2 separate regions of the Homo sapiens genome follow, and region 1 is linked to region 2. The links are chromatin loops, found by intact Hi-C in ENCODE. Cell type or tissue: sigmoid colon. All regions are shown on one strand.

Evidence for each region. Hi-C counts contacts between places; a loop is a spot of excess contacts. Peaks named below come from ENCODE experiments on the same cell type or tissue, not always from the same donor. Only the 100,000 strongest peaks of a DNase experiment are listed, where the experiment ranks them.
Region 1: it touches region 2 in a loop (4-fold over the local background); 10 of 110 quality-filtered maps call a loop at or near these places.

What each region holds. Positions count from the first base shown.
Region 1 is chr12:47,556,894-47,559,393 of GRCh38, reverse strand. No RefSeq gene overlaps it. Among named protein-coding and RNA genes, the nearest start is that of LINC02156, 140 kb to the right of the region's middle. In sigmoid colon, no CTCF peak of the experiment used is centred here; DNase peaks (open chromatin) are centred at 1,393 and 1,843.
Region 2 is chr12:47,685,478-47,687,977 of GRCh38, reverse strand. It overlaps RPAP3 (RNA polymerase II associated protein 3), which reads left to right. Exons shown (of 17, transcript NM_024604.3): 8 at 1-102; 9 at 1,071-1,198. Among named protein-coding and RNA genes, the nearest start is that of RPAP3, 19 kb to the left of the region's middle. In sigmoid colon, CTCF peaks have their summits at 921 and 1,136 (motif pointing right); no DNase peak of the experiment used is centred here.

The DNA.
Region 1 (2,500 bases), 130 kb after region 2:
TTGGTATAAGCCTGGACTCACTGATAATCTTCAGAAATATCAGGGAGGTCACTGGGATTTGGGGGCTACCATTCTAAGGATGGAGGCTTGAATTGTTCTAATTAGATACCAAAGGAACCGGTGGCCCCAAAAGGCCAGAGAACTAGGATACAGCTGATGTACCTACTTTAAAAAGGATCTGTTATACAGACTGTTCTGTGCTTTAGTGCTTCCCCTTAGTATGCTACCTTAGACATCTTGCTTTGTCAATCTTAGAGTGAGTTTATCAAAAGTTTGTGGTGATAGTGAGTGAGGTACTAGTGCAGACCACAAGAGTATAGCTCATTAATAGATGGAAATAAATGAAAATCAGTGGGCAGAGAAGTAAATTAACTTTACCTCAAATGTAAATGTTCCTGCAGGTGCTGGAAGTGCATTTTAATGACCTTTCTATGGCCAAATAGAAAACACATCAGCAGATCAGAGCTTGTCTTCTTTCCTAGACTTTAATTTCCTCCTTTGAACAAAGGGACAATGAGGTGTCTGATTCAGAACAGAACATGTTGCACGGTTGTTAAATTAAATGTGAAAAGGAAAAGACTGAGGCTTTTAAAACGTGTGCTCAATTTTTCCATCAACAGGAGGCCTCTGCAAAATTATCACCCATTCGATAAGGACTCTGTCACTGGCTCATCAAATGTCCCGAACCCTTGGGAAACAAAACTTGAGGTTAGTCAAGGTCTTTTTGTTGCTGGGCCACCCTAACATCCCTGATTTCCTCTCTGGACTCTCTCTTTGGCTTAGTTTCTTTCCTCCTTTTTGTATATACTTGTCTTTCTCCAAAGTTCTTGTCCTTAGTATATCTGGCTCTCCATAAACATTCATCTGTTGCTCTAATTCCCGACACCCCCAATTTACAATAAATAGAAGGTTCTATTGAGAGTTGAAAACCTAGGTTGGAGCCTTGACTCTGCCATTTAAATGGCTTTATCTTCTGTTTTTCCAACTGTAAAGTAGATTAGTAATGGGTGTTTACAATCCTTGGAACGACAATGGGTGATAGTGGGTTTGGATGGATATGCTTTATAAACTTTCAATGATTATAGAAATGCAAGGCACACACACACACACACACACACACACACACAAAAGGAAGACAGCCGGCCTGAACAAAAGACATTCAGATTTATAGTCCCTGTTAGCATGGTTGTGACTTCATGGCATGCCACCTCTGGGCCCTGAAATAGATATGTAATAAATTGTATTTTACAGATTTAGAAAACATTTAAACCCTCAGAATATTGCCTCTGGCAGGCTCCTTGAGACCGTCAAAATTCTCATCCAACCATGTTATTTTCTGGATGGGAAAACTGAGGGCAGGAACTGTCCTGGGGCAAAGTGCCAAACAGAGCAAAGCCCGGCCTGGATTGCAGGTTGTTTGATTCTCAGTTCTGGTCGTTCCTCTGTCTGTGATGCCGTCTTGACTCTGACTTTGCTGAGCCCCGGAGGAAGACGAGTAGCCCAGGCTGACTCTCATGACAAGATTGTCTTGGAGGACAATGAAAGTGCTGTTGTGGCCCCCAGCCCCCAGCATTTATATAATGAGTTGTTTCTAAGGCATTTCCATTAAAAGAAAATGTTTTTTGGGCATGAAGGAGCAGGGTGTTGGACTAAGCTCCTGTCCCTCCCCTCCTATTGGTACAGAAGACAAGGAGAGAAAGGACAGCCAAGATTGTCACAAAGAAGGAATTGGTCTTTAGGGCCTCATTCTGAGTGTTTTGCTTTCTCTGTAATGTTGGCGCTTTCTCTTCCTTCATCTACCTCCGTCTCCATTTGATGTTGCCCTGGCGCCCTGAGGCAGCTTTACAAGAAATTCCTGCAGTTCCAAGCCTTTCCTGGCTCCCTTCCTGCATCCCAATATGTAGTTCCCATCACCCATTTCGATAGAACTCTGCTCTTACTGAGAAATTCAAGAACAATAACGCCCAATGTCTTTGTTGTTCCACATGGTAACTTTGCCTATCTCTCTGATGAATTGTATTTATTGTAAAACAGTATAATGAAAACAATAAATGAAAAAAAAACGCCCACTGTTCCACCCTCTAACATGCCAACTGTTTTCATCTTTTGAGTTTCCTGCCCATATGCTGCATGTTTTAGAGCAGTAACTCATAGTGCATCTACAATTCAGCCCTCTGCTTTTATCTATTACATTCTATTAATTTATCATGTTGCTACATAGATTTCAGAATCATCATATTTCGCTATGGTATAATGTTTCATACCACTGCTATATCATGATTTATTTAACCATTCTCCTTTTTTTTGATGTGTGAATTATTTCCGATTTTTCTTCATTATTAGTAATACTGCTTTGAAAAATGGATACCTTCAATTCTTTTATTCTTTTGAATGATTTCCCCAGAATAAATTCAAAAGAGTTAGATTAGTGAGTCAAAGAGTAAGAATAATTTGAGGGATGCACAATTCACTTAACAAACACCAAGAGTCTGCTGTGTTA
Region 2 (2,500 bases):
TATCCAAAGGAAGCTGACATAGTGATTAAGTCAACAGAAGGAGAGCGAAAGCAAATTGAAGCACAACAGAATAAGCAGCAGGCCATTTCAGAGAAAGATCGGGTAATCCAAAGCTATTCCAACGTACAATGTATATGTTTTGCTGAGTGTTGATTTATTTCTTGTATATCAGTTAATTTCTTTCTTCTCTAATATTAAAGTTTTGCTTGAGTAGGAATTGGGAATTAAATGCACTAAAGCCTCTGGGACCTACTAATTCAAAATTTGGGTAATTGATGACTTTATATATAAATTAAAAAAATAACTATAGAAACACTTAAGTTTAGGAAACTACTTTTGAATGTTTTATATATTTACATATACATAGTTATAAATTTAACATAGAAGTTAATTACAATCCATTCTTATAATGTACTTTTTTCATTAATTCACACTGGACTGTTTCTGATTGAAATTCCTCTACTAATCATGAGTTGAGGTTTAGTTTATTTATTGCCTTTCCTGGACCCACAGAGGATTCCTAATAAATATTTATGAAATGATTATTGATTGTGATATTTGACTGATTATAAGTAAATGTTATAGTGAAATCAGGTATACAAATTCCAATACAGCTGAATTTATCTTATATTTGGGCATATTAAAGTTATTGAAGAGTGGGCTTTATAATTCTGGTACTGTATTCTTTCACAAAATTTATTTGAGTTATGAAGTCCTTTTGTACAGCTTCTAATGTAACTTAAGACAGTATATTATTTGGACCTTTGTTAAAATAGGTTTTTAAATTTAAGCTTTGCGTAATATGTAATTAATGGAATAATAGTGAATGCTGCAAAGTAATGTAGTATACATGTTTTTCCTTTTTAGTACTGAAAAGAGAATAATGCCATTAAAAAAGAAACAACCCAAACCAACAGATTTTAAAACGTGTCTCATGGGCCAGATTTTTAACAATATTCTTTCTTGAAATACTGTTGGTGAATATCCTTGCAGTGTTTCATAAGATTTGAATTCATTTATTTTTTTTGAAATTTTTTTTTTATTCTCCATATCTCTCTACAAAATAACAGGGGAATGGATTTTTCAAAGAGGGGAAATATGAAAGAGCAATTGAATGCTATACTCGAGGGATAGCAGCAGATGGTGCTAATGCCCTTCTTCCAGCTAACAGAGCTATGGCCTATCTGAAGATTCAGAAGTAAGTATTGGTTACATTTTAGTGCTGTTCAGGATAAAAATTTACAATAAATTGGTAAATTTTTACCATAAGTTACCTAACATGCCAATTATGGCGTGTTAGGTTAGCTCACATGCCAATTTATGGTAAATTTAAGTAAGTTAAAATTTAATTTATGTATTTTTGAGCATTTAAATTAAAGTGAAATGAGAGGGGAAAAGTAGTGTGTGTGTGTGTGTGTGTGTGTGTGTGTGTATGTGTATGTGTGTGTTTATGTACCTGTGGTATACATAGTTCCAGGCACAAGGTGTGTATTCAGTAGATGTTCTTGTTAATATTTTCCCGCTTTTAAGTCTGGCATTACACAGTTTACCAGTTTTTCTCTAGTCGCTTTATGTATAGTATTCTGGATCTTGATTAAAAATTATTTTTCACTTCAGAGCCCCTTGGGCAAAGTCTTATCTGGAAATGTTTTATATACATACATGTATAACAAAAGAGAACTGCTGTCATTGAAACTGCTGATTAATAACATATGTAACAAACATTTGATCCTATATTAACCAGCTTTTTCTGGTTGTGCCCAAGTTGGACAATCAGTAGAATTATATCCGATGGCAGAAACTTAGACTTAGACTTTGTTTCTCTTGTTATACTTTACAGACTAATGCCAGAATTTTAAAAAGCCTGTAAATAGTATAAATAGGAATTCGAAACTTCTTCAGTGCCATGAATTCCCCTTTAGCTGTATGTTGAACGCTTCTCAGGATATTTTTAAATGCTTAACTGTACAACTAGGATTACAAAGGAAACCAATTATATCAAAATATAGTTTTGAAAATATTAAAAATTGTGATATAGTAGTATATTTGATTTTTTATTAACACACCTCAAAATGAGAAATTACATTTAAAATACAGGCAAGTGCTGTATTTTATGCTCACCAATATTCAGAATTACAGTACAAATTTAACCTGCTGCTTATTTGCATGTGATTGTACTGTATTTGAAACTACATTTAAAATACAGACAAGTTAATGTTAAAAAAATTTTAAAGACATGATTGTAAGGTTTCAGTAAGGACACCAAATTTTGGGATGATCCTCGACACATCTTCCACGTACTGATCAACAAGCAAGTGTGGATAGGGAATACCTGAAGCAACGTAGATGATTAGATTTCCAATGTGATAACACATGCCTTAGCTCTTTGTCTTCTGAATAACTACTAGGGCAGAGTTGCCCAACAGTTGCCAGCCTTGTCACAAGAGTATCTATAAACCAGACACTGCAATCACATGCAAATAAGCAACAGGTTAAATTT